6 separate regions of the Homo sapiens genome follow, and regions 2, 3, 4, 5 and 6 are each linked to region 1. The links are chromatin loops, found by intact Hi-C in ENCODE. Cell type or tissue: IMR-90. All regions are shown on one strand.

Evidence for each region. Hi-C counts contacts between places; a loop is a spot of excess contacts. Peaks named below come from ENCODE experiments on the same cell type or tissue, not always from the same donor. Only the 100,000 strongest peaks of a DNase experiment are listed, where the experiment ranks them.
Region 2: a loop joins it to region 1, with 4 times the contacts of the local background. A loop is called at or near these places in 5 of 110 quality-filtered maps.
Region 3: a loop joins it to region 1, with 7 times the contacts of the local background. A loop is called at or near these places in 21 of 110 quality-filtered maps.
Region 4: it touches region 1 in a loop (2.3-fold over the local background); 15 of 110 quality-filtered maps call a loop at or near these places.
Region 5: it touches region 1 in a loop (8-fold over the local background); 3 of 110 quality-filtered maps call a loop at or near these places.
Region 6: it touches region 1 in a loop (5-fold over the local background); 4 of 110 quality-filtered maps call a loop at or near these places.

The regions. Positions count from the first base shown.
Region 1 is chr6:105,992,084-105,997,083 of GRCh38, forward strand. It overlaps a transcript of PRDM1 not described here. Among named protein-coding and RNA genes, the nearest start is that of PRDM1, 92 kb to the right of the region's middle. RefSeq lists a silencer at 423-632 and enhancers at 1,163-1,697, 2,767-3,299. In IMR-90, no CTCF peak of the experiment used is centred here; DNase peaks (open chromatin) are centred at 518, 2,638 and 2,958; H3K4me3 peaks cover 2,928 bases; H3K27ac peaks cover 2,404 bases.
Region 2 is chr6:105,598,920-105,603,919 of GRCh38, forward strand. No RefSeq gene overlaps it. Among named protein-coding and RNA genes, the nearest start is that of LINC02836, 31 kb to the right of the region's middle. RefSeq lists enhancers at 1,904-3,103, 2,475-3,054. In IMR-90, no CTCF peak of the experiment used is centred here; DNase peaks (open chromatin) are centred at 962, 1,622 and 2,802; H3K4me3 peaks cover 193 bases; H3K27ac peaks cover 961 bases.
Region 3 is chr6:105,731,536-105,736,535 of GRCh38, forward strand. No RefSeq gene overlaps it. Among named protein-coding and RNA genes, the nearest start is that of LINC02836, 100 kb to the left of the region's middle. In IMR-90, a CTCF peak has its summit at 2,211 (motif pointing right); a DNase peak (open chromatin) is centred at 2,216.
Region 4 is chr6:105,795,846-105,800,845 of GRCh38, forward strand. No RefSeq gene overlaps it. Among named protein-coding and RNA genes, the nearest start is that of LINC02836, 170 kb to the left of the region's middle. In IMR-90, no CTCF peak of the experiment used is centred here; a DNase peak (open chromatin) is centred at 2,396; H3K27ac peaks cover 339 bases.
Region 5 is chr6:105,429,205-105,434,204 of GRCh38, forward strand. No RefSeq gene overlaps it. Among named protein-coding and RNA genes, the nearest start is that of PREP, 29 kb to the left of the region's middle. In IMR-90, a CTCF peak has its summit at 2,229 (motif pointing right); DNase peaks (open chromatin) are centred at 707, 2,217 and 3,767; H3K27ac peaks cover 144 bases.
Region 6 is chr6:106,298,822-106,303,821 of GRCh38, forward strand. The region is part of intron 3 of ATG5 (autophagy related 5); the gene reads right to left. Among named protein-coding and RNA genes, the nearest start is that of ATG5, 24 kb to the right of the region's middle. In IMR-90, a CTCF peak has its summit at 2,321 (motif pointing left); a DNase peak (open chromatin) is centred at 2,330.

The sequences.
Region 1 (5,000 bases):
TGCCGTTTCCTAGGTTGGATGACAAGCCAGCTTTGGTGGCCCTTCGCTCTCGCTACCCTAATAAACTACCTGGAGCAAGTCCTTCTTCAGAAACAAATCACCACGTCAGCGCTCGGAGGGTGAAGCCCCTACTACTTTCTACTTTTGGTTGTGATGCTGGAGGCCCTTACAATTTCGCAGAACGTTTTGTGGACGCGCGAGCTCAGTGTTGCCCTTGCAATGGGGAAAACACCTGCTTTCCGGGTCCTCGTCCTCCCGGGAGCGCGGACCCTGAACAGCCCCCGTCCGACCTCCCCGGCTCATCACCCCCTTCCAGAAACGCATGGAGCTCTTTTTCTTTGGACTGCCTCTTTTTTGTACTGGCCATCTCAAAATCAAACAAAACAAAAAACAAAAGAAAACAAAACAATATCACTCAGGTGTGAAGCCCCAGTGCAGAAAGTGAAAGTGGGACTAATCCCGGCTGCTGCAGCACCGCCGAGTGAGCGCCAGGGAGGGGCGGGGCTCCAGGGCACGGCGCCCGGTCACGTGACGCGCGTCCGCCCAATCCCAGCGGGCCCTCGCCGCGCGCAGAGCTGGGCCTGGGTAGCTCTTCTCTCTCAATGAAAGCTATATTTTGGGCTGTTACCACCTAAACGCCATGTGGAAACAATGCACCTCCCTCCACTTCAGGTCCCCCTTGCCTGTAAACCTCGAGAGCTGGACGTCCCTTAGCCTGGGAGTTCCTGGACACTGTGCACAATCACTCGTCAACCGCTACCTACTAGGTAGGCGGGAAAGAGCTTTGCTTTCTAGGCGTGTGTCTCCAGATGGGCCCAGGAAAGATAGGGCCTCAGTTCTCTCTGGTTTGTTTGCTGGGGAGGGAGTTAGAGCTGTAAGCCTCCTTCCTCCAAAAGGATGGTTGGAGGGAGTCCGAAACCTTTGGGTCCCAAGACATGACCTAAGGAGTCCCGCTGTCGCCACTCTTCCCGGTTTGGTAGAGGGGGCCCGTGAGTGGCATTTAGCTCTCGCAAAACTGGGCAGATAGACGCACATGTCGACCCTCCTTTTACAATATTTCAAAATAATTCTGCATTGTTTCTCTACTGGAATCGTTAATTATGCATAACTCAGTATCTTAATTTAAAGGAACTGAAGTCCTAACTTTGGGTTAGGTTCTCTTACAAAGACTTCAGGGATGTTTAGCTGGCATCTCGGGTTTGATCCCCAAAATCCACCACGAAACAAAAGCTAGCTTTCCTAAACTCAGTAACAATAGGAGAACTGGTTTAAGCCACCTCTGGGTAGGCAACCCCCACCCCTAAAGCCCTCCTTACTCCAACCTGCCCCTAGGTATGTTTGTGTAATCAGAGACTGATTGTAGCTGCTTTGACGTTTCTCCTCGGGAAAGCTTAGTTTGCATTCATTGAAGTTGCTTGCTTTCTAGGTTCATCTAGGCCAGCAGGGAAGGTGCCACTTGGAAGATTGCTGGGTTTCCTGCTTCGAAGTCTTCAGGAGCGGGCTGAGCTGCGCTGGTGTGCCGCTTAGGACTGCAATGAGGAGGGTGACGTTAGAAGGTCTTTAAAACGTTACGTTTACTATTTTAGGAAACAGATTTTCAAAGAATCAAGGGTAGGGGACAAAATACATTTGGGCTAGGATTTTAGTGAAGAGGGATCACGCCCAGAATGAGGGATAGTAAAAGAGTGGTGGTATGGGGCTCTGATATCGCTTAATCTGTAATCTCCGGCAGTGTTGATAGCTCTCCTCTGGCATTAATTCTTCAGTCTTTTAAAACGGAGTAGAAAGGGACGTTGGATTGATCATTACGGTTTGTTTGGAGAATAGAATTTCGTGTCACCAACTTGGAAGGGTAAATGAATTGCAGAGTCGGATACAGCTAATTTGGGGGAATGTAAGCTGGATGTCTTTTCCTAATTTATGAAACGTGAACGGGGGTAAGGTATTTATTTGTACGCTAGTTGAAGTGGGGCAGGAGCACTGATTCCTGGACAGTCACTCAAAAGCTGCGCCCAAAGTTTTAAAAAGCGCGGGGACGGTGGAGAGGGAGGCGAAGAGCCCGCGCTGCTGGGCTGGGCTCGGGTGCCGCGCTGGGGACGCCGCATCTACTGAGCGGTCGCCGAAGACGCCGGGAGGCGAGGGGCGAGGTAAGACGCCGCCTAAAGAGGCCCGGGCTCTCCCCCGGGGTCGTTGTTGGAAAAGCAAATTCCACGGTGAACTCTACCAAGCTCAGCGCGTACACAGCTAGCGGCTCTGGATTGGACTGCATTCGCCTAAATTGCGTAATTAAAAAAAAAAAATACACCACTGCCACCCTACAGCGACGCTTCCGCTGGAAGACGAGCGGGGACGCGTGACAGCGCGGGGATAGCTTTTCTATTACGTTTCTTGTTCTCCGAGCTCGAGCCCCCTTTTAAAAAGTCGCTCACCAAAAACGGGGTGGGGGATGGAGGTGGGGACGAGAAGTTTCCGAATGCTGAGTTCATTTGGACGAGGTGAGGAGAACTAGGGTCCTAACAGCAGGTCCAGAGGACTCTCGAGATAGGTTTAGAGCCCGTCCTTTTGTCTGGAGTGTCGCGGGACTCCAGAAGTGGGTTGTGCAAGACAAACTTCCAGATAAATCTTTGCCCGGATCCTCCTGCGGTCAAAGCATCAGTCCTGCCCGTAACTTCCTAACGACATCTTCTTGGAGCAGATTCCGCGGCGGGGATGGCTGGGTGTGCAAACCGAAAACAGTTTGTCAGCCCTCCAGTCCCGCCGCGTCGGGAATGCGAGCCCGGCCACGCGGTCCGACCGGGTCCGGGGACGGCGCGCTTGTCGCGGGAGCCTCCCGGCTTGCGGAGGGCTTGAGTTTTTTGGCGGAGACAGAGGAAAGCCTCTGGTCGAGAGGATTAGAGCGCGCGTTTTCTCCGCCGAGCACGCTGCCCGACGCCGTCGCAGCCGCGCACTTCCCGGTTTTGAAAGCCAGAGAGATGAGTCAAGCGCAAAAGCTCCGGAGTGACAATGCGAGCTTTTGGCCAGCCTCATCCTCCTCCCCATTCCCTTGCCTTCTTTTAGGTCTTCGGTTCGTGACAAGTGCATAGGTTAGGCTTGCACGGAAGAGGGTCGGGGCAGGTGCCAGCTCAGGGCACCTACCCGGCGTTGTCACGTTCCCTTTGGGATCAATGATCTTTCATAACTAGGCTGGGCATGTTCGTGCAGCCCTCTGGGCACTCTGGGGGACGTTCTCATAAGGCTTTTTTTCTTTTCTTTTCTACCTTTTAACAGAACCTTCTAGGAAAAGTGTTTTTTAAAGTTTTAAATATACTGATGTCTACAGAAACGGATAACAAAATTTCAAAGCGGAAGGGAGGAAACAAAAGGAAAAGGTGTTTTACTTGGCAGTCATTGCTGAAGCTACCATAGTGTAGGATAGAGGAAGAGCGTTTCAGAAGAGAATTGGTTAAGTAAAACCTTCAGCTGTAACGTAATAGAAAAGACACAGTAAATGGGAAAAATAATAAAATGTACACTAGATACATTACACAGACGATTGAGAACTTATGCTCCCACTGAAAGCCTCTTTCTCCCAGGGAGAATATTTATGGAGGAAAATTATTTAGTTATTTTCACAGTATTACATTGTCCTTTGAATGAAAGTTTTTTTTTTTTAATCAGTCAGCTAGACTTGGTTCTTTAATTAGGAGGCACAATGAAGTTTCTAACAGATGTTGTCAGCCACAAACTCTGATCCAAAATAATAAGTGTAACTAATTTTCGGGGACAATCTTTAGTTTGTAAGGCCTGAAATTAAAATACGATGCTTTTAAACACTGTGGTTCAAAAATGTAGGAAAACATTTGTTCCAGATCTTATAGTGGCACCATTTCCTTGCTCTGTGTTGGAAAAGCCTTAAGTAGGATATGACCCTTCTCTCTCACTCCAAAACCTCTTTTTTCAAACTTGATTTCTTTCTGATCTTAGAAATTCTACTTTAAAAATATTTCCTGATTTTTAAAAGTCAGCCAGATGAGGTGAAATCCTTAAAATATAACATATTCCTGATCAGATCACATAACTTTTCTCATAAACTAAGTCTTATAAAGAATATGCTTAAGCAACTCTTCATCTAAATATAGCTTTCAAATATGTATAATTTAATCTGAATCGGTGTTGTCAAACTTCCAGTACCCTGAAATATAAGCACAAAGATCAAATTATCTATAATTGTCAGATAAATGTGGTAGCCACTGGTTCTGCTTGGTGTAGTAAAAATTAATTAACAATTAATCATTTTTAAATTGAATATACAATGTTAAGACAAAATATTGAGTGGGATGCTCTAATATATCCAGTTCTTAATTCTTGGCATGGCATCATGACTTCTAAACTCTATATGGTGTGTTGAAGATTTGAAGATTTGTCATTGTAAGTTACCTGTTTCCTACACATTGGAAAGAGGGGGAAGTTAATACGTTTTCTATAGCATTCAACTCCTCTGCTGCCAAAACATCTTATAGTTTGGACTGCATTTTAATATATGCCATATTTTGAAATCTATTTGGTTTTGAACAAGCTGCAGCCTCTGTGCAAATAACCTGTCATCCTTTAGTGGATCTTTATGGCTATTTTAAATAAAAGTTTTTTTAAAGTGCCAAGAGAGAACATTACAAAGTGAGGTCTGTCTTCTTGGGATTCTATATCTATTTGAGGGTGAAGGGTAGATAGGGCTGATGTTACATCTTTTGACAGAGGGCTAGTAGAATCCTATGTTTCTGACACAAATTAAATGTGATTTCCGCCAAATTGACTGTCTCCTGGCGTGGAGGCACATCACCACGATTTTGGTTTGCCACATTGAAATAAATAAGAAAACAAAGGCTGGACTTGCAAAAGCTACTACTTATTTTTCAGCTTCTTTAATGACTAGGATTCTTTCACTTATCTGCCCTGGACTACACACTGACAGGCTGCTGGAATTCTGAGCAGTAAAAAAATTCTAGATGGCCAATATAATTTAA
Region 2 (5,000 bases), 390 kb before region 1:
TAGACTTGATTATTTTATGATCAAGACTTGATTTTATTCAAACAGCAAATATTTGGCAGTCACTCCACATGAATAACTTCTGTCTTGGTTCTAGGAATGGAATACTCATGGCAAACTTTTTATTATGGAGAAACAATACAATGATCTTTATTTCATGGATCCATGAAGTGAAATAGCATTTTTTTCTACAGAAACGTGAAGCTCCCTTTATTGATTTGTCTTTGTTTTAAAAGTTAAAAGATATAGAAAGGTGTAGTAGATAATATAACAAATATGAGTGTACATCCCACACAATTGACCAGTATGGACACATTCTATTTTTGCATTATATATATTAATAAATATGAAGCTGATATATCTCTTCATTTATTCATCTTTTGTGTACTTTAATAACATAAAATTCAGATCTTTTGATCCAGAAGCCAGAGATTGTGAGGTCACACAGACCACATGGGAACAGAAAGCTTAAAGGTCTGACAGGAAAAGTTTACCTTACCAAGCTCCTTCCCCAAGTAAAACAGAACCAGCAGACCCCCAAAATAATGCTGCTGGGCGTTCCCTGAGGCAACTGTTGGGTCATTATGTGCTGTGTTTTTCTAGAAGCTTTCTTCTAAAGTTTTAGGCAGCACCTTGGCCCACACCTGGCTCTCTAAGAGGCTTTGAGTCATTATTTCTTAAAATGTATTTATTTATTTACTAGCTCCCAGTGAAAGGGAAAGGGGAAAGGGCCTCGGGCAAGGGGAGCAACTGTAGCTGTTATTTGTGTAAAGCAGAAATACAATTGGCTGTTTTTTCTTGTCTATTCAAGTTCCCCAGATCAGCTATTAGAAAGGGAGAGAGCTGACTTAGTACATTTAGACACGTAAAGGAAAACTGAGGTAATGTGAGACCTCAGGGGCTTTTCGTTGTTGTTGAAAGATAAATACTATTTTACACTCAAGTCCTGTAATACATGTGGCATAGGAACTGATGAATGACTCATTTGTTGTTGGAAAGTGAACAAACTTGCCTAATGATATAGTTTTCTTTTCACTGTGTGTGTGTGTGTGTGTGTGTGTGTGTGTGTGTGTGTGTGTTGCATATGTGTGTCTGTTCTTTCTGGGCAATGCCTCCCTTTGACTCATCTCATATTTTGAATTATGGCATTTTTTAAAAATTGGCAAATTCATTTCATTCACTGGTTGCTTCTAATTTTAAATATGTGTCTAAAGCAACAGAACTACAAATGAAACCCCAGTCTTTGATTGTTAGGGACTTTGGGGTAGAGAAGGCAAATCAGAACAATGCCAAAGGGATATTTCTGAAAATCCATACTTCAGAGTAGATTGATTTTTCAAAGAATCATGTGCCAAAAAAAAATTAAGGGATATTGATAAAATTGCTATGCTTTATCTCTTTGGTTATAAAAATTAAATACACAGACACACGCTATAAAATTATATCAAATTTATTGTGATGATTCTTTGTATGATTCCTTTGTACTGATAGAACTATTTATTTTTCTTCTATTTGGGCTCCACCTTTTTTCCTGTTTGTGTAATTCACGTCAATGCTTTGCTCGAGATTAAGTCAGAGATGAATTATGGGTTCTGGAATGTGAAATCCTCTGTTTCAGTACATACGTATTCAACCGGGGACAGCACCTTCTTGACTGGTAGATGGGAAAGAGCAACCCAGTCACTAAGCACTGGGCTACTTTTTGTGGGTGTTCTTATGCTTGTATGCATTCCTTTTCATCAGTCTTCTCTCAGAATAACTTGGATTTCCAGGTCTCCCAAAGCGTTTTGGAATTCCATTCTGTGTTCTCCTTTGTCATGTGTATTCCAATCCCTATCTGTGCTTCTTTCTACCTTTTTGAGGTGCTATCTATCGACTCCTCATCAGGTGAAGCAATGTGAGATGACAAACTGTGAAAAGCTTTAAGAACACCCTCTTAAATTGTAGCTCTTGAGTCCCAGAGTTCAGAAGGAGTGGGAAAACCATTCTATAAATAAAAATATCTGGAGATACTCAGGAGAAGACTGGCTGTTCTAAAAGCGAATGCTAGTTAACATGGCCAGACAGTTTTTTTGCATCTTTACTTGGAAAAGAGAATCTATGACACCCTCTAAAATATCAAGCAGTCTTAAGTGGATAATGTTGCTCTAGTTGGTTTCACTGTCAAAGCCATTTAAAACTTCAGCAACTTATGAGATAACGTATCCTAAGGGTCTGATTTCTGAACATGAATTTAAGGGTCCCTCTGATGCCTGTGCTCTAAATACTTCATTAATAACATAAATGATGTCCTCAGTACAATTAAAACAATACTTTAGCTATTGATATTTGTCCCTTTAGGGATTCTTGATTTTATGTGCATGCTTATTATTTGCCCTCATATAAGCACTCACATGATATTGTCAGTAACTGAGAGTTGGATAACCGGCTTGTTTTTCAGGGTACCAATTACTCTTCCCGGCTTACATCTTGTGTGGGCTTTTGGCAGACATCAGCTTCTAGCACCTAGAAGGCACTTCCTTCTCCAGAGTAACTTTATGGAAACAAGGACTTTGTTGCAACTGGCTGAGGTTGAAATGAACACCTCCTCTCTCTGCTTTACAAAATAAGTGGAGACTAACTAACTGGCCTAGGCAAGTTTTCTGTATTCTTGGATTGATTAGTCCTTGCATTCTCTTTGCCTCTTCTCAGACTGTCTCTAAATTTAGCAATGCGATATGGTACAAACAGTCTTTCACATATGCTGTGTCACCAAGGGGATTTCAGGATTGTTTCATTGGTCTGCCTTGGCAAAGCTGACGCAATCTCCCATTGGTCTGTGCTCAGGAATCTGGGTGGGAAGTGAAAGTACAGACAAGCCTGCCAAGGCGAACTCCATCATGCAAGAGCTTGCTGCTGTGTGTGGGACTGAGACCCAGATTCGGGCCAATTCAAAATGAAAACCTTCAAATGAGTGCTCTGAGAGTAAAATGAAACTGAATCTGCTTGCTACATGTCGATGAGGTTCAAAAGATGGCAACAGTTTTGGGGTGCAAGGTCAAGCTGAAGAGTTAAAAACAGAAAGGAACCTTCTTTCCTCAGCCTAAATAAATATCCTTTCCTAGAGGTATCACTGGGAAGGTGGCACAGAGGAAGGTCAAGTGATCCCCTCTCTGGGGTCCACATGCCCGCTGCTGGGCCACACCTCACCCAGGCCCTTCCCTTGTGAACACCTCACAGAGGGACTGGCTCCAAACTGACCCTGAAGAATTATGTGAAATCCTTCTCGTTTAGAGCTTTAAAGGGTGTAAGAGAATCATGAGGATTTGGAAAAACTAGGACTGGGTCCATGTTTATGCTTGCAGCCTTTTACCAACAAATACATATGTACATATATGTACATATATATATATATATTTTCTCTTTAATGTTTCATAAGATATTTTTATCACCTAAATGAAGATAAATTAGCTGAGCTTGTTTGGCATAGAACATATCGCAATATTTTTTATTTTTAAAAATTTGTTTTTTTCTGATTATCAATTCATACTCATTGAAAAAATAGTCAAATGTTACAGAAATGTGTAATAGAAAACAAGAGGGTTTCCCTTTCATCACAACCCCAGGAATAACTTTCATTAGCAATTTGCTTTATATCCTCAGTTTTCTCCCCACAGATGCTCGCTCTATCTATCTATCTATCTATCTATCTATCTATCTATCTATCTATCTATCTAACTATCTATGTATCTATTTTTTATGAGAATAGAATCTCCTTGATATACTAATAAATTGCTTTTTTATTCTACTCAACTACTTTTCCATGTTTGTTTATAAAGATATCATGTTTAGTTTTTAAAACTAGACTTTAAAAATTATATAGGTTTACACAGAATAAAGAACACAGAGAACTCTTTATTAAAAATAAAAGTGCTTTCCTTCTGTCCTCCACCCCACAGTAACACTGTGGTCTTTGGAATCTTGCAAAAACATACACAAGGGTACGCATATGTACTTGTTTACTTCTGTGTATTTTTTTTTTTTTTACATAAATGGAATTGCACTATATAGTTCTGTAGCTCAGTTTTTAAAATTTGGTATTAAAATGTTCTTTCAGTTAGGGCCAAAGGGCATTTAACTTCAAGGTAAGACCCATTCCAGGACGGCAGAGATCATGTCTGTCTTGCGTATCCCTGTGTGAATTTTGCCTGACATGTTGCAAACACTCCGTATGGAAGTCTTGAGGGTCTTCTGCCCCAGTCAGAAAACCTCTGGGAGAACAGTTATCCCCAGACCTCAGACGCTCGACGGATACATGAGAAGCTTTCTTTGATGGATTCGATGTCAGGATCTCCATGTGAACTTCCACTTAGAGGTGTCATGCTATGGTGAGTCCCATTCCTAAGCATGGTAAAAATTTGGTGCCCCAAAGTCTATAGGGGAGTGCACGTACATGGCTGGGGAGGGAATAAAGAGGCCAAAGAGGTCAGCAGCCCTTGGTGCTGCTGAAATTCTCCCTAAACCAGCAATCAATAAAATACATCTTATCTTCTTTGGATTAGAAAATTCAACTTTGATAGCAGAACAAGTATTCTTAGTAATTAGTAAGATTATTAATAAAGAATCTTAGATTCTTAGGGGATTCTTTTAGTGAACTACAAAACTAGTTGTGTGCATGCATGTGTAAGCTGAAATATATCAGTAACAGTATTAAATAATGTGTGTATTTGAGTTCTAATATATCAAATTACAATTTATTTAAGATATGCATCCTATAATACTCTTCCTCACCAAACAGTTTCTAATGTGATAGTTGGTTTTTAATTCTCTAGTGCTAGAAAAAGAAAGTGATTCATGTCACTGAATTTGAGCATCATTTCAGGGCATTAAAAAACCCAAATAACATTTCAGAAGACTTTTGATCATAATTTTGGGGTTAATAGAAATTAAAATCAATATATGGTAGCTTTGAGTAAGAGACAAAACCTATCTACTGGAGAGACTTCAAAGGTCAACGGATCCCA
Region 3 (5,000 bases), 260 kb before region 1:
AAATACCTTAAAATGTGATTTACTGTAACTCTCTTGTAACTAAAACTGCAGACATTTAAAAGTCAATATAATTAGAAAGTTGCTTTCTGTGTATAAGTTGTATTTTCACAATTAGTGTCCCCAGTGTGCCCCACTTTGGGGCAGATCAAATTATACTACAATGTGGGTGTATTTTCCTTAAAATATTTTTTTCATTTGGAAAAGACAACTCAAAATATTATGCATATATTTTAAATTCTCTTTTCAGAAAGAAGAAAACAATGCCTCCCACTACTCCACCCAGCAGTCTCCCTCCCACCCCCTGGGGCCATGGTTACAAAATTTGAAGAAATTTTCCATTTCCAGTTTGGATGCCAGATTAATTCATTCCTCTGTTGAAGGATTCCAGGAGCTCCAGCTTGGCTCCTGGTCAATTCGAGGACACTGGGAAGGTAAGGGTCAGAACCAGGCCTAACCTAATGAAGCACGTGTCCTCTTTAGTAGGCTCAGAATGACCTGGTCCCTAGGCTCACTTGAAGATAACTAGGCTTCTCTGAGAATCCTGTGAACCTAACATCACTCGAATTTAGTATATGTGAGACTCATTTACTCCTAGATTCAATGCTCAGAGGGTTGGGTGGATTCAGATTGCCTTCAGAAAATGAGTTAAAGATCATGGAATACATTCGCTTTAGAATTAGCAGGGATGAAAGGGAAAAAAGAACAGGCTTTACAGCATCAGGTAAAATTCAAGTATAACAAACCTGTGAATCTGACAAATCATTTCATGAGAGGGTAATTTTATGGAAACAAATATAGTCCTGGAAACAATGTTCACAATCTCAAGGACCTGGGGAGAGAAGAAAACTAACAACAGGAATAAATTATACATTAGGGAAACAAACACAGTTGATGGGAAAGGAAGGTTTCACCTTCAGACAGCTCTCCCCATTTTGTTTCTTTCTAATTCCAGCTCCAGATCCTTTTTGGTATGTGCATTCTTGTCTTGGTGAATTGTTTGGAGATTTATTATTATAATAATTATAATTTCCTTGTGGGGATGGTTAGAATATTTGTTGGGGAAAAAGAAAAAGAAAGTTGAAAAATTGTTACTACTTAATGGCAGGACATAATGTCTGTTAAATTCTATGTTGCAATCACTTTTTCAGTCTTTCTCCCCAATGCCAACTGCCTACAATTAGTTAACTTTATTATACAGACTAGCAGGCGCGTGGAAGGAGACTAATAAAAATATTTGTTGAGTTTATTATCGAGAAAATGCTTCAACTACTTTCCAAAAAGCACTGTTATCATAGACCAGTGTCTGTCAGGTCATATAAACAGCTCTGCTACGAAGCATGTTTTCTTTTGAAGGGATTTATTGTCATGCAACTTTATACTTTGGAGAAAAACACAGATTTATCAGTAAAGAATATGAGTGTGAAGCTTGCAACTTGCTATCCAGAAGAAATCGTTAAAGAGATATCTTTAAATGTATTCAAATGAGATTGGTTTCCATAGAATGAAGGAAAATGTACAAATCAACAATTTATGAGCATTTTTAAATCTTTTATTTCTTGAAACTGATAATTAGAAGAAAACCCAAATTTAAGACCTTCACTAATTTTATTGAACATTTATTCAAAATCTTATAAAACATCTTTTATATGTGAAGACAGATAGATAGACGTCACTTTAACGGCTATTGTTGAGAATTCAAGAATGCAGAAAACAATTCTTATAAGTCATGTATCAAGTAGTAGGTCCATTTTTTTGTTTTATTTTTAGTTGGGCCTAGTAGTTATTCTTTTCTTTCTTGAATAGTGCCGCTACCTGCCTAAGAATCACAGCTCACTTCCAAGACAGCCATTTCAATGGTGGAAAAGGATTAACAATAACAGATTAATCAATCCCAGGAGAATTTTCTCATTATCCCCAAGGGATGTATTCCTGTACTCTGAGGCAATAAATCCAATTGTAGTGGGGCCATATCTACCCATTGCCCTTACTTAATGGTTATAATGCTTTTGACACAATTACTGTTACTAACTTGATGTGTCTTTATCTTTGCAGTACTAAGAAAATAATGCAACATCAACTGAACATAAAACCCCATTGCTTTCGTTAGAGAAATAAAAGATAACAGCATACTTGAATGGGTAGACTTACCTCTAGAAAGGGAAAATTTCTGTTTTCTGTGGAACTTCAGAGGCACTTTTCTTGTGGGTTAACCACTAGAGGGCATCATGAGGCTATATACTTAACACTTGGAATATTGATTACTCGAATTAATTATTCTTAAAACACTGTTCTTCATGTTCACAATTCTCATTTAAATGAATAAAAATGGAGGTGTAAAAATCATTTGTCTTCAATTTAATGTGCATTAGGAATATTCAGCAGAAATGCGACAGAGACTAAAACTCCAAGTTACCAGGTCCGTTGAATCACACACCAAGAGAATTCATCTAATTAAAGGGTGGATATGGCTAACAGAAAATGGGATGCTTCAACATGATTCTGGAAGCAAAGTAAATACCTTAGAAATTTATTATCTATTCAATCATTTTTTTCATCATAAGCATTATGAGCCAAGGACCAACATTCAACTAATTGCCACTCTGGAGACAGCCATTTTCAAAGTTCAAACTGTACTTCTCAGAAAATGGAACAGGGTGATTGCTACTTCTTGCTATAAGATCTCTGGATTTCAGCTCATGCTTCATCTCTAACCTGCCAGTTTGGGTGCTTCCTTGACTTCTTTCCTGAAAATATTTGGCAAAAGATGGCCAGGCCATGTTGCCTTTTGTGATACAAGAAGTGCCTTGACTTAAACAGGGGCTACAACAAAGTATTTGACCTATTATGTAATTTCTCAAGAAACCTGGCCTAATGTGGGTTTAACTATTATTTTAGTATTTTTTAGTCAATACATTTTATCTTTTAGAGAAGTTTTAGGTTCACAGCAACATTGAGTGGAATGCGCTGAGTTTCCATATACCTCTGTCCCTGCCCCCTTCCCCCATAACCTCCCCGACTACTGACATCCTGCAGCAGTGGTATATTTGTTACTATTAATGAACCTGTATTGACACATCAGTGTCACCCAAAGTTCATCATTTACATTCGGGTTCACTCTTGGTGAAACTAAGGGTTTTGACAAATGTGTATCCACCTTTGCAGTACCATACATGCCCTAAAAATCCTCTATATTCCCCCCATTGACCCCTCCCTCTGCAGTAACTGCTGGCAATCACTGATCTTTTCACTGTCTCCATAGTTTTGCTTTTTCCAAAATGTCATATAGTTGAAATCATACAGTACATAGCCTTTTCAGATTGGCTTTTACTTATTAATAGGCATTTGTTTCCTCCGTGTCTTTTCATGGCGTGATAGCTCATTTCTTTTTAGTGTTGAATAATGTTTCATTTCTTAGGTATAAAACAGTTTGTTTATCCATTCACCTACTGAGGGACATCTTGATTGCTTTCAAGTTTTGACAATTATAAATAAGCTGCTATAAACATCCACGTGCAGGTTTTTGAATGAATGTAAGTTTTCAAGTCATTTGGGTATTGTTTTATTTTTAGCTTATCTGAGCTCTTGAGGGAAGAGAACAATGCTTCCTTAGAGTTAACTAAGGTTTAGCCTTTCTTTTGGCTTATGGAGAGCCATGCAGCGTTAGGACTGAAAGGAAATTTGGTGGCCTAATCCACTCATTCTACTTTAGGAAACTGAGGCACATACACATGGACTAGTTGTTATTCTATCCTTTATAAAAGCCTAGCCTTCCTGGATTTTGTTTTTCGGTGTGTGTGTGTGTGTGTGTGTGTGTGTGTGTGTGTGTGTGTTTGCTTTCAGATGTCACATTAGTTCTTGAATGACTAGTAAATTTTAAAGATCTTTTGCCCATTGGGTTCAGTCTCAGATTTTGCCATTAACTTTTTGATACAAACCATATAAGCATGAAAAAAATCCAGCGAATAATTTTTAAAATGCAAAGTTTGGAATGAGAAGGGGCATGGAGAAGAAACATGGTCACCTGGGTTAGCAAGCTGTCCTGAATTGGTAGTTTTAACTCAATACCGCTGAAGACAATTCTCATCTTGCTGATGACCCAGGCTACTCTGCCCCAAACAATCCTCAAAGCAGGGTACTGGCTTCCCATCTGGAAAATCAGACACAGTAGTATAACTGGATGCTAAATGAGACCTCTCCTGTTACCTTCCTTTCAGCTGAGGTCCCAAAGCTGAGAATCATAGGTGATAACTACTCCCATGTTCTAAAGAGAGATGTTAAACCATCTCTTCAAAGCTTACCAAGGAGGTGGCCCTTACCTCAGTCTGATCAGACGAGGAAGAGAGTGAGTATTACTTTGAAGAGCCCTGTTAGAGGAGAGGGAGGTGCTCCCCCTAATTCAAAACAAATGAAGGGGGCCTTTACAAAAACCATTTGTAGACGGTGTGGGTCTTGCCAGGAGAGAATACTGACATCGCACCGCACTCATACACCTCCCATCTTCTCCCACAACCCTCTCTAAACAGAGGTCCAGAGCAGAGCCTGGTTGGTTACATAATTCTTGGGAAAATTTGGCCTGCGTTTTCTGGAACGTGGAGACTAGTGTTTAATTCTTACTGGAAGAGTCCGAGTCTCAAGAATAGAAGAAGTCTTTGTGGGTGTCCCGTCAGTTGCAAGAGCTGGGCTGCATGGCAAGCAATCGGACAAAGGAATATAACCTGCCCTAGGGAATAGCAATGTTGGAGGTTGTCTTGGGAGGAAGGGAGTGGTCTCATCAAGAACCCCCAAAAGCACCTACATTACTTAATACAGGGGCTTACAAAATCTTAGGGAGAGCTAAAGGAGCAAGCCTCCCAGAATCACTCACAGAGTGATACTGAACTGACCCACTGGGAGACTTCGTACCTCTGAGGCTACCTCTTGAGTTAGAAGCTGAAGCCATATCCACCACTACTTCTCTCCATATGGGAACATGGCAGGTGGACACAGGAACAACAGAATGG
Region 4 (5,000 bases), 200 kb before region 1:
TTTTCTCATTACCCCAGCAACTAACCAACCCTAAGTGTTTTGAAGCACTTAATAGGTGCTCTGTATTCCGCTAGGATATAAGAGAGGTGTCAGTCAGGGATCCCACCCTAAGGAAAATTATAATACAGCAAAAAGATAACAAAAAATGGATCAAGTAGAGAAGAAAACAATGTGAGACAGACCATTCAATGGGGAGATGAGAGCTGGAGAGAGGAGAGCAGGGAGCCAGGGGAAGGCTCTGCAGGGGAGGGGCTCTGGGGCAGCATGAGGCTGCCTGAGGTCCTGCCTAGGGCACCGAAGAAAGCGCAGGAGTGCAGGCTGACACAGGATCAACTTGATTCCTTGTGTTTTACGTGCTCTACGTGAGAAAGGCTGAGAACCCCAGAAGGTGACACTGGCTACTCTGTAGGCATGAAGTGACTCCGTGAGTCATTGCCAGAATGTCAAAGGGATTTCTTAGTCAGGAAACAGTCTCTGCCTTGGTGTTGATCAACAACTTAGACAAACAGAAGTCTAAAGAGCAAACAGGCCAGCACAGAACCCCGGCCCCTCGGACCAGGCCATGCCCCACTTACTGTAAATGCCCTTGGCCACACCCAGCCTCTCACCAGTGCAGTGAAGCCTGAGACTCCTGGACCTACGACTCTGCTCTTTGCCCAGCATTTCACTCAAGGGGAATTGACTGACACTGATCCAAAGCACAATGCACACACTAAGATATGTTCAAATAATAATAGTAACTTGCGGAGTGGATTTGTCACTTCCAGGTAAAATATACAAAAAGCTCCATCCACGACACACTGCGTAATTCCCATTAGGCAGAATATGACAGACATAACTTGAAATTAAAAATGACATTCTGCATTGGAGGAAAGGTAGCTTTCATGATTTAGACAGAAACAGTTTTAACAGATAATGTTTACCTCCTGTTGGACAAACTTGTGACCTTGAGTAAATGACTTAGTATTTTTGGCCTCAATTTTCTCATGAGTGTAATGCTTAAGCGGGGGGTAGGAATAATCTCTACACTTCCCTTACAGCTTTGAGATTCAGTGAATCTAATCTCTGTATATCCCTGAAGTAGAAAACAACACTAAAAGGCCTGTAATCTACTCATAAAGAGCATTCAGGTCCCTGAATATTTGGAATGACCAGTAAAGCAACATCAGCCTGCTTCTCAGAACTCTCAAATGGTAGACCATAATCTCTTTCCTTATAACTGAGATCAATCAAAAGACCTGGAGATCTGGCAATACTACGGGAGGGTTATTTTAGTAGTGTTTGTTTTCTTGAAGTATTATCAAGTCATTTTTGCCCTAAAAAAAAAATCGCCAAATAATTCTGCAACCAAACATTCAAAGTATTGGCAAAGAAAGAGATAGAGAGAGACAGAGAGAGAGACCCAGTCCTTAAACTGGAAGACAGATTTTAAGTCCACTTATTACTCAGATGACCTTTGATTCTCAATCTTCAGGACCTCAAAAGCCTTCCTCTCTTAAAAGGGGGAAGGAGGCAAGAAGAATGCCTTCCATGTCTAGCTCACAGGTTTGCCTGAGGGACACAGGAGATAGTTGGTGTAAAAGTGCTTCATAAAACTTAATGTGTTCTACAAATGAAAGGGATCATATTTTTTATTGCAAACCATTGTTCTTGTGACTGGAGGAAGCTGGATATATAAGCACAGTAATCGCTTAAACATGTGTTATAAACTTAAGCCTGAAAGTTAATGCCTTTAGCAAAGGAAACATTATTTTTATTATTACCATTATGGAGAGGACAAAGAGAATTCAGTGTTAATCTGAAGGAAACTCACCAGTGGGAGCTCCACCCTGAAAGGATTATTAAACTTGTGACAACACAGGTAACCAGACAACTAGAGCACCTCCTACTTTGAAGCAACACTGGTGATGATGGCATAACTCACCCTTTCCTTAGTATCGGGTGCAACTGGCACCAAGAACAACACCCATGCCCAGGTGACAACTGCGCCAATATGGGTCAGCATCTCACCTCCTCATCAAGAGTGAGCCCAGGACAGAGACCTGGAATGCCAGGGTGAAATCTCTACCTGAGGGGTCTTAGTCGCCCAAGGAGATCTACAGAAGAGCTGAATTCAACAGCTATCTGCTATCCCAGGCCAGACAGCTTTTCCACACAGAAACGAATACCTCTCTCATCTGAATTGGAATACTCATGACAAGTAGCCAGAAGAGTCATCGGTTAAAAACAAGGGTTGGGCTGGGTTTCTCTTGACTTTCTGCATGTCTTGCAGGGCAGAACTTTTCCTGAAAATCCCGATGTTCAGATGTTTACAATTACAGGCAATGAGGCTCAAAGAGCCAGCCTCATGGATCACTTGTGTTTTATTTTTGGTTTTGTTTTCATTAGATGCAACACTGAGCTGAGCCTTGAGCCTTCCAGGGAGTTGCACAACCTCAGCTTTTAGAGATTGTGTTTCATGGTCACGGAAAAAAAAATAATTGGATTTAATAGGTTTTCACAATCATATTATCTGCTTAACCTTCCAAGATCATTACTCACTTAATTGTTAAGCCCCAAGGAAAGATCATAGGGTAGGGGTTATGCTAGTCAGTCATTACAATTTGAGAGAAAAGCAGATTCTTCACGACTGATGTAAAATCTGAATGTAATATCAAACGTTTTAAGTGTTCTGATTTAAACCCCTTATATTTGAAAGAATTGGGCTCCTTTGATACTTGTTCTCATTACAGAATGAAAACTTGCATGTTATATATGATGCTTATGTATTTGCACATAAATATATATTTACATGTGATATCGATATATCCGCTTATGCATAGATTATATAGGTCTAAATGGACAAAATACAATTCTCAAGCTGTGGGTGACAGGCTTTTTGTCTGTTACTCTGTTGCGTACCTTTGCACTCTCATCCCTTATAGGAAAGGAACTACAACTAGGGATTTGAGGGTCATTAGAACATTGTGCCCACCCCCCAGGGTGGATAGCACACAGGACACATAGTATATATAGGATAAGGATGCTTCAGTCCTGTAGGGAGTAAATTCTTTCCTTAGCTCTTACAATACCACAACAGGTCAATCAGGTTGTAAGAAGCTTTAATTAGCTGTTCTACAAATTAGAGCATTCTTCAAGCTCAAAAAGATGTTTTCCATCTTGACACCATCTAAAGGAAAATCTTGAACAAAAGACTCACTCTCAATCTGGTTCATATTCTGTCATTTACTTCTATGGGATTAAAGCAAAACAAAAGCACTTTTTTTAAACTCTCTATACAGAGTGTACTATAATTGGATTCCTTGTTCCTCTTCCAAGCCAAGGCATTGGATCTGCATTGTTTCTGCCAAGTTTTTTCTCCACGCTGCAATGTCCTTGTTTGTGTTCTCTCCCAGTGTTCCAGGTTCTACTGTCAACCCAGGCTCAGGCTGTCCCACATCCTCCCACAGAGGTCTTGCTTTGTTTTGAGAAATGCTCAACAGAAGGAGGAAGTCCAGCATATCCACGGTGCAACTGAAATGCCACCCTAGGAAGACTAAGGCCTCATGGTGGGTGACAGCTGAGGTGACAGCTGAAGATGAGGCTGGCTGAGGGAGGACAATCCCACCAAAGTATAGCGGACACCAGCAGTCTCTCTAGGCTCCCAACAGTCCTAAGGCTGAAGAGACTGTGAACAGGTCTGCACAAAGCCTACAAGCAAAGAAAGTCATAAGCCTTAGGTTTCCCTGCAATGACTTTCTGCAGTAGGTGGAGGAAGGGAAGAAAAAACCTATCTCCATGGAAAAACCACCTTATAAGTCTTTCTATAAATTGCAGTAGAACAAAGGAAAAGTATATGCTCCTGCTGATTAACCATTTCTTTCAGAGGGATGTGGAAGAGTAGGAAACAGTATTGTAATAAAATCAAAACCTTATTTATTCTGCAAAGGTTACAAATCCATTTGACATTAGATAATTCCTTAATGAGGTGGTCAAAACAAAAACAAGTTGGTTAAATTACTGTTCTAATTTTCAAAAGAATGCTTTCAGTGAAAAGATTTCTTTATGAACACATAATGAGGTTGGTGTTTTGTTACTTGGTTAATACAACTGAAAGAGCACACCAGAAGATTCTGTACACCCACATCAATGGTCGCTGCAATGGCCCAGGATGACCACAGTGTGTTCCAATCATCATCTCCTCCCTACCCAACTCCACTCTCCTGACTCTGGGCTATGGCCAATACTGGCCTAGTTGACTTTCTTTGTCTCCTTTCCAAAAGCAACCGACTCTTCTCAGTGTGCCTCCCAGAGCATCATTCCAAGTATCACTCCTGATCCTCTCATCAGTGTCCCAGTAACAGAGTCACAACCAAGAGATCTCATCAGGACTATCTGCTCCAGGGGATAGGCCAGGCTGAGCTTGGCAGACACACCATATAGAGGCCTGGAGCTTCAGGGGCTTCTAGAACCACTCTCGCTTCCTGAGGCCCCCCCAAGAGGGGAACACTTTTCATCTCTGTACCCACCACCTTCATTCACATTCACATGAAATGTTTTGGAACCATTTAACTTCTACTCCCCCAGCCAGCACCTAAGCAAGATGAAAATTGACTTTAATAACATGGGCATTCATTTAAAAAAAAAATCTATTGAGAACCTACTCTGAAAAGCACTGTGCTAGGTGCTAAGGATACAGAAATGAAAAGACAAGTAGATCAAGGTGGTGGGTGTTAACAATAGTCACTAAGGTCATGCCAGTTCCTTTGTTCTGACTCTGATCATTACTAAACTCTTAGTTTTATATGGGCTTTAAAACACTTAGACAGCCTGATCTCACTTGATCTTCATGACAATCTTGTCGGAAAAGGATTGTTCATTGGTAGATGAAGAAACTGAAGCTTAAGAGGTAGTGAGTGATTTAACCCCAAGTCACATAGCTAGTAAGTGCTAAGATCGGGAATGATACTTGAAATTTATAACTATAAATCCACTGCTTGCTGCGTGCATCATCCAGCCTC
Region 5 (5,000 bases), 560 kb before region 1:
TATGTCTACGCTCATGATTTATAGAGATCTTCACTGTCATGATAAGCAAAATAGGAAGAAAAGGAAAATAAACAAATAAAAAATAAATAAAAAGGAATTCTGAGTGTTAGGGCTTTTTATTTCTGTCTTCATGTAATATATAAGCCTCATAGAAATACAGGTAAGGACTTGATTTCCTCTAAAGCCATTTCAAGCATTATAGTATATGAGAAATTTGCATTTTAATATTGTCTAAAAACATCGTGTTGTTATTATTGACCACCTGATTCTTAGCCATATTTCAAATTAAGCTAGCCATATGAAATAGTAGTTCTTCCATTAGTAATGCCATCTCTTATTCTTAGTCTTTTTTTTTTAAGGATTTCACTAAAACATTTATTCTAAGAAGCCCTCTTTCATTCACCTCGATTTGACTGGGATTATTTCTTTAAATTTTACATTTGTATCCCAGATGTGGCAAGGCCCTAGGACCAATCAGGATAGTCCAGGTAATGTTGAGGTAATGATCCCAGAATCTCAGTGGCTTAAATCAGCAAAAGTGTGTTTCTCCTTCGTGCTCCAGGTCCAGTGTGGCTCAGCACATGTGGAGTCACTCAGGGACCAGATCCAGATCCACAGAGGCTCCATCCTAATGTGTTCCGTAAGCATCCTGTTAGAGTGAAGAGAACGTGGTGAAATACATACTGACTTGGAAAGCTTCTATCTGGAAGTGGTGTGTCACCTCTGCTCATGTTTTTTTGGCCAAAGGAAGACACATGTTCACAATTAACTGCATATCAATAAGTAGCAAAGGATAGGTTAAATTAACAAACACTCCCGTCCATATGAGTAAGTATCACAGTTTTAAAGCATTCTCTCAGACATTTCAGCAAAGGATAGGTTAAATTAACAAACACTCCCGTCCATATGAGTAAGTATCACAGTTTTAAAGCATTCTCTCAGACATTTCAGCAAAGGATAGGTTAAATTAACAAACACTCCCGTCCATATGAGTAAGTATCACAGTTTTAAAACATTCTCTCAGACATTTCAGGGAGGTTGGAAGGGTAGGTTAATAATTTACTCATTCTATATATAGGGAAACCAAGGCTTAGAGAGATTTTTTTTTTTTTAAGGTCAAAGAACTTTCCTTTAGATTAGCTAATCATGATTACCAGTTTTTTTTTTTTTTAAATCTACAAATTTTCAGCATTATATTTTGTAATGTGCAAATTGATAAGCACCAATTCTGTGGCACAGATCTGGTGTTCAGAGTAATAGAAACAAAACAGCATTTGTCCAGCTATGTCACCATCAGCAATTGAGAGAAGTCTAAGCCCATTTCAGAGTCTTCCATCTGAACTAATCCCAGGAGTCACAAGGATGCTTACTATGTACTAATAAATGTGGTCAGCCAGGTGCCATGCGTGCTCTGTCCCTGCCCTGACTCTCCAAGGTAACAGTCCCCAGTAAGCCACCCTTTGATGCTGCTGTTGAAGGAACTTATGCCCTTCCCAGAGTGATGATGGTGCCTGTGAAATCCACTGAGGCCTCAGAGGAGCTATCTTCTTTCACTTAGGAAGCCAGCACCCACAGTATCCTCAAGAAGTGTGAAGCACTCTTTTAGTTTTTATTGACTCTTGTTCCAGCTGTTTCTCATTCAGACTCAATCATGAGCCCTCAGCCACTCTGAAACACATTAACCTCTGCGCAGGCTCTTCTGTGTCCTCTTGGGTCAGACTTGTGGGCCTGAACTCTCTTCTCTCATAGAGATGAGTTATTTCCCAGAAGGCTGTTCAATTGCTCATGCAAACAGCCAACTGGTGGACCCACCTTCCCCTTCGGCCAGACATACCCGCACTTGTTTGAATGTCACATTAGACAGCCATAGAATTGTTCCTTCATAATATGGTAAAAAAATATTACTAGTTAATATAATGGATTGAAACACGTCAGTATTTCATGGTGTTGTGTAAAGAGCACTTCAGGTGCTCTGCCACCTACATAAGTTCGATAATAAGGGGCATGGGAAAATCAACACTGCACTCCAAGGCCCGAACCCCCAAACCTATGTTCTTGCCTCAGATCTGTCTCCCTTTGAGTGACCTTGGGAAAGTCACTTGGCCCTGCTAGGCCCTTTTATCATGCATAGAATGAAGGAAGTAGTATGTTTCTAAGGACTTTTTCAAGCATGCAAGTTTGCGATTTGTGGAGACAAGATTTATCATTTGCAATTACTGTCAACAGGTGGCAGCAAAAACCCAATTTTTAGTGACAAGAAAAGAATGTTAGCTGCCTTTGATTAATCCTCAGAATTTCAGAGAACATTTAATTAATTGTATTCATTTTAAATATGATGAAAAAACCATAATCTCCATATTTAAAGATGCTTCATGATAGAAAGACTGTATGTACAATATATGTTATCAAGTGAATTGAAAAGTAGGGCTTTTAAAATGGGCATGTTTCATAAACCATTGAGCTGAATACTTTTCTTCCAGTCATTTTGAATGTGGGTAGAGGTCTTAGGATAGTAAAACTGCCATATTAAGTGATATTTCAGAACAGGTCTTTTATATCTATTTTTAAGTTAAATGTGGAAGGATAAACTAACAACTTCAGGAATTCCTTTTTAAGTGTTGTATAAGTTTTTTTTTTTTTTTTTTGGCAGGGTCTTGCTCTGTTGCCCAGGCTGGTGTGCAGTGGTGCAATCATAGCTCACTGTAGCCTCAACCTCCCGGGCTCAAGCAATCCTCCTACATCAGCCTCCCAAGTAGCTGGGACCACAGGTGCATGCCACCATGCCCGGCGAGTTTAATTGTATTTTTTGCAGAGTTGGAGTCTCACATGTTGCCCAGGCCAGTCTTGAGATCCTGAGCTCAAGCGATCCACCCACCTAGGCCTCCCAAAGTTCTGGGATTACAGGCATGAGCCACCACATGCAGCAGTTTCTTATGTAAAGGGTGTTGAGAAAAAGCTGACATACATAGCAACATTACAATATCATTACATTTTACATTTTACCATAGCTCATATCACATTAAATGAATTCCAAAGAACTTTTGAAAAATGTAAAACTTTATTTGTTAGCATTTTTCTAATTTTAACAGTTGGAAATGAATGGGCTGTTTTTGGAACTTTGAAAAGTTTTTGCTAGCCAAAGGTTTTGTTGCAATGAACTAGAACACAAATGTAAAAATATATACGGATATGTTATTAAATTGTCAATGCAAACTTGATTCCATTTCATTTAATATTGTGAGCAAAACAATGATATATGAAACTGAGAAAAGTGCTATGGAAAAGACTAAGATAGGAGCTATATTGCAGGCATAGTCTCTTACAGGAATTTATAATTTTAATAAAGTGAATACCTAGATACTATGTTACTCTATTAAAACTGGAGAGGGTATACAAGCTATCATCTTGAGCTTTTCCTGAATTACAGACTTGTACTTTCAACTGCCTCCTTGACATCTCTACTTAGCCTTAGTATGGACAAAAGAGAAATTTATGTGAACAAATAACTTTAATTTACTAAGATATCAGATCCCTTGATCTGGAGATTTAATTACATTATTTATTAGCAATGTTTATAAAATTCTTTATATTATAAAAATCGCATAAGTCTAAATCAACCACCATCATCAATCATCAACATTATAGTAGACAAAGAGTGGAAAAAATAAGAGATACGATCTTGTTGGTCAATTTGTATGATTCATACAAAAATCTGAAAAATGCTCCTAAGCTTTTATAGAAGTAAGTACATTCTTCTTAGATGAGTCACAAATTCCTATTTTACAGCTGAAGAGATTTAATGGTGAAATGACTGGCACAAAGCCCCACATTCTCCGGACTTCACATTTGGTATTTTGTACCTAAACTGGCTCTTACCCTGATCCTTGCTGACTGTTCCTCCTACTTCTTGCAGAGAGGTTATAACCCATTGGTCTGTAGCTGCACTGCCCAGTGAGGTACCCACTAGCCACTATGGCTTTCAAATGGAAATTAAATACAAATAAAATTTAGTTCTTCAGTTGCTTCAGCTACGTTTTAAGTCCTTAGTAGCCATGTTTGACTAGTGGCTACCAGATTGGACAACAAAGATATAGTACATTTCCAATATTACAGAAAGTTCTGCTGGATAACACTGGTCTAGAGTGTGGAACACTGTGGCTATCTACCTGTCCAAGTGCCATCTTTTCTGTATATAATGCCCAACTTTTACAACTTCAAACATATAAAATACACATTGGTAGGAAATTGCACACTTGCTTTCAAATTGCTCCTCTCAGCCAGTGATTTCTCTTTGGGTAGTAAAGTTGAGGATGGTAATTATTAAGTGGCTACAGTATATCACAAGAAATACAATATTATGATACCATTGAAAGAAAATGTCTCTTGAAATTCTTTCCTAAGCTAACTTTCATTGCCTGATATAGAATAATTTTTTTCTTCTACCTAGAGGGAGCTCATTATTGTTTTTTTGGACCAAATAAACTGTAAATATCTAGCTACTACTGGACAGTGTGCCGTCAAGTAGAAAAGGTAGGCAGTAGCATAATAAGCTACTCTTTGACCCTCTCCTTCCCAGACGGTCTTGACTGCCTGTATTTAAGAAGCTGGGGCACAGGACACACAATCATAGTGGACTCTGTGTGGTACCTGTTCCTTGATCCATGAGTGAATCCTGTCAATGTGACTATTTCTTCTACTTTAGAATGGTTGTGGTGAGTCAGCCAACTCAGAGTGGCTACTTATTCTCCCTCAGGGCCGGGAGTTGTGGAAAAATGTTAAATTGAAGTGTGTCTTTCCTCAGTGAAAATACTACATTACAGTCAGTCGTCTGCATCTATGGGTTCCACATCCATGAATTCAACCACCTGTGGGTTGAAATTATTTGGAAAAGAACCCAATAAAAATAACTATACAACAATAAAAAATAATGCAAATAAAAACCAAAACAGTATAACAACTATTTACGTAGCACTCACATTGCATTACGTATTATAAGTAAT
Region 6 (5,000 bases), 310 kb after region 1:
TCTACTGATATTCAACACAATCTATAAAAGAAAACAGAACTGGCAAAAATTAAAGGTACTGAGTTTCTCTTACACTTTAATCTGATTTACATCAAGGATTTCAAAAGTACTAATTTGTACAAGTCTTCTAAACAGATATTATATACAGTTTTGTGAGAAGCCTTCTAACCCACAACACAGAAACCACATATACCCTAAGTAAATCATAACGTAACCATTGGCTATTATGTTGCTACTTCTACCATCTAACTTAAATTTAATAGAAAAGCAAGTAGTAAGGATTTGAACCTGGAATACGGTCCACCCTTGGTACGTGTGGGGATTGGTTCCTGGACCTAGCTGGATACCAAAATTCGCAGATGCTTAAACCCTTATATTAAATGGCATAGTATTTGCATATAACCTACACACATTCTCCCGTATACTTTAAATTATTGCTAGATTACTTATAATACCTATTACAATGTAAGTGCTACGTAAATAGTTGTTATACCATATTGGACTTTTTGTGATTTCATTTTTATTGTTGTATTATTATTAGTTATTGCTTTTTTCCCCCAAATATTTTCAATCCATGGTTGGTTGAATCCATGGATGCAGAACCCATGGATACAGAACACCAACTCTTATCCAGAACTGTATTTTCTGTGTAAATAAGAGGACCCAACTAGCTAAAGACTCAGTGTATTGCCCTATAGAAAATGACTGCATAAGAACAGTATTAGGTCTATTTTTACACTTTGTTCTTTTTCTTCTTTACATTGCTCTAGTCTTCCATATTCAATTCTCGAAATGAATATATTTTAATATTTCTTTGCTTTTTGTTTTTTATTCATTACTCCATTTATGTGTGTGTGTATGTTTGTGCATGTGTGCACATTGGCACATGGTGTAGCAATAATGGATATTCTCAGAAGGGACATGATTCTAGTATAAATATCTGTACTCAGATAGCAAACTAATACAAGTATTCTAAAATCAGCACTGAAAGAATTTTCCCCATACTGGAGAACTACTGCCCAAGTTCATGTCACTAAAATAAATGCCTCCTATTCGGAAAGTTGCTGCATTCTGATTCACTGGAAACGGGATTACATTTCATTGTAACTGCAAGCATGTAACTACAAATGCAAACCAAAGTAATTTGATGATTGCTGTGAATACTGACTTACTCTATATGTAGGACAAACACAAACAACTATAGAGTAGCAATGTGTTTCACAGCTTTCTAAGCCCATTCTTATATATGAAAAAGTTCAAAAATAATGAAGGGATACCACATATATAAAATCTATGTAAGTCACATTTCAAAAATCTAGTTTACAGAATACATTGTTAACTCCTTTATGCCTAGTTTTCCATTATTGGAACGCTAAGCTTGTGGGAGTTATGTAAACTGTTCAAGGTCACTGACAAGGTCTGATTTTTCACACACAAAAAATTTTAATCTCCTGCATAAATGGGTTAAGTTCCAGAAATTCACAACCTTAAAAAGACTGGAAATAAGACAGAAGAATCTGTTAGCATTTATGATTAAAATGTTAAATGTTTTTTAAAAAATTATACACAGGTTTTCACTAAAGCATTTTGCTAAAATCTACTTTTGAAATCACAAAGAGTATTAAATTCTGAGTCATTCTATCATGTCTATGTTTAAGATCAACATCAATACAGCCATGGGACATTTAACAACATGGATATGTTCCGAGAAATGCATTGTTAAGCAATTTCATTCGCTGTTCAAACATCACAGTGTACTTACACAAACCTAGATGCCATAGCCTACTACGTACCTAGGCTACATGGTGTAGCCTAATGTTCCTAGGCTATAATCCTGTACATCATGTTACTACACTGAATACTCTAGACAACTGTAACACAATGATAAGTATGTATGCATCTAAACACAGAAAGGATACTATAAAAATACAGATTATCATCTTCTGGGACCACCATCCTAAATGCGGTCCATCATTGACCAAAATCATGTAGCCCAAGAGTATGTATTTTTTTTTACAATTCAAAAAGTAATTTCAACTTCTTCCTTTTACCACCTGTCCTGAAAGTCAATTTGCAGAGAAAAATTTCCCATTAAAGTTATTTATTTTACAGTTGACAAAATGAGAAGCTTGTTCTAAATTTCGTGCTTGAAGGTCTAAGATCTAAACCAAAATTAGGGTTTACTTACAAAGTATTCTTCGGAAGGACCAAGAACTGGTCTCTTAACATAATTCTAATATAAAACTAACAAATATAAAATGTGAACACCAGTTGTGGTAATAAGAAACTTCACCCCTTAAAATACAATGTTAGAGCACCCTCTGCTGACTAACATCTCAGTCTGAAGAAAGAGACTCTATTTTGAGTTAGGCCAGCACTTTCCATTTCCCATGTAATTTTTAAAAGCTAAAGATGCAAAGATAAAGCTCTAATCAGACATAACCTCCTTGTAAGCTCTCTACAAATCGACAACAACAAATGTATTGAGTATTCATTATAAGTATACCACTGTTCTTAAATTTTTTTAATTCTAATTTGGACAAATTGATATAAGCAATTAGAGAGAACAGATAAGATGGGAGAAAAATTTTTAAACAAAATGTTAGCAGGTGTGGTAAAAAGAGCCCTGAACTGATACTCTCAAAATCTGGGTCCTAACTTATTTGAACAAGTTACCTTACTTATTTGAGTCTCGGTTTTCCAAATAAAAGCAAGGGGCAAATTTAGATTCATTCATTCATTCATTCACTGAACAAACATTTACTTATCCCCTCCTATATGCTGCTGGTTTAAGTACAAAGAAAAATGATCCAAAATCTGAACCTTTTTTAACACTGACATGATGCTCAAAGGAACTGCTGCTTATTGAAGCATTTCGCATTTCAGATTTTCAGATTTGGAATACTGTAAGTATATAATACAAACATTCCAAAATCTGAAAAAATCTGAAATCTGAAAGACTCTGGTCCCAACCATTTTGGATAAAGGATACTTAACCCATATTAACTCACTTAATTCTTGAAACAAAGTTACGAAGTACAAGGTACCATTATCATTGCTGTTTTACAGACAAGAAAACTGAGATACAAAAAGGTCAAATAACTTGCCCAAGGTTATACCGCTAGTAAGTGATGAAGCTGGGATTTGAAATCTGGTTTCTGACTCCAGAGTCAGCATCCTTAATAACCATTATGTTACAATACACAGTTATAACATGACAAGAATATAGGAAGTACACACGTAGTGTAGAGATGGCACAAACGTAGAAATGATCACTTTGGGCTAAAAAGAACCACAAAAAAGGTCATAGTTAAGCTAGATGTTAGAAGTATGAGCTACAGGAGGGAATATATGAATGAATAATTAATTACAACCAAAACAAAGGATGCTGGAAAGAGCAAAAAAGATTTATCAAATTAGATGAGCAAAGAAACGGAAGCCCAAAACATTATCCCACATTCATTAAAACAAGTAGCTTAGTACACCTGGAAAGACCTGGAAAGAAGTGGGATCATGGACAACCTTTACACACACATCATGCTTTAGTGTTTGGCTTTATACTGTAGATGATGGTAAGTCAGAATAGGGTTCTTGAGGACAATAACAATGTTAGATCTGCATTTCAGAAAGAAAAATTATGGCACTGGGGAAGATAAACTAAAAGTAATAGTATTAAAAGCAGGAAGACAAATTAAGAGGCCACTAAAACAATCCATGTGAGAAATCAGATGGGCCTGAATCCCGAAAAACAAAGCAGGGAGTTTAAGGCATACTTAGAAGCCAGAATCACAATCTAGAGGCTAGATGATGAGGGAATCAAGAGTGGAGACGAACATCAACAAATTTAAAAGATCCAAAATTACAGTGAGCTCTTTTTTTACTACAATAGAATCAAACTAGAAATCAATAATGAAAAGATAACAGAAAAACCACTAAATGTGGAAATTAAACACATTTCTAAAAAAAACTAAGATTCCAAAAGAAAGCCTCAAAAGAAAATTTTAAAAATACACAGACCCGAATGAAAACAAAAACAGAACATATCAAAATTTATGGTCTATACTAAAGCCTGGCTGAAATAGATATTTGTAACACTAAATGCTTGTACAACATTGTGAATGTAATTAACACTACCATGGTTAAGATGGTAAATTTTGTTACATGCATTTTACTACAATTTAAAAAAGAAATTAAGGTAAGAGCTCAAAAAAATAACCTAAGTCCCTTTTCAAGAAACTAGAAAAAAATAATAAAACCAAAGGAGCAGAAGGAATAAGATTATTAAAAACAAAAAACAGAAACCAACAAAATTGGAAATTTTAAAAAGGAGAGAAAAATCCATGAACCACAACACTGGCTCTTCAAAAAAATAAGTAAAATTGGTAAACCTCTAACAAAGCTGACAAAAATGAAGACAACACTACAGATCCTAAAGTCATTCACAGACAAGGAAATACTATAAACAACTCTATGTTCATAAATTAACAACTTAGAAAAAACAAACCAACTCCCCAAAACCCATAAACTACCAACACTCAATGAAGAGGAAATAGGCAAGCTGAGTAGATCTATATATATCAAAGAAATTGAATTGGTAATTAACATGCTCCCCAAAAAGAAATCTCCAGACCCAAGTGGTTTCACTAAAGATATCTATCAAACACTTAAAGAATTGACAGCATTTTTACACGACCTTTTCCAGAAAATACATCAGAACAGAACACTTTCGAACTCAGTTTATAAAGCCCGTATAACCCTAATGCTAAATCAGACAATAGAAAAAACAGAAAACTACAATCCCTCTTATGAACATAAGACACAAAAATCCTCAACGAAATATTATTTGGCAAACTGAATCCAACAATGTATAAAACTTATTACATTCCGTGACCAAATAAGATTTATTAAATGTATACAAGGTTGGTCCAACATCAAAAATCCATAAATGTCATCTATTATAGCAACCAGCTAAGGAAGAAAAGTGATACAATCATATAATT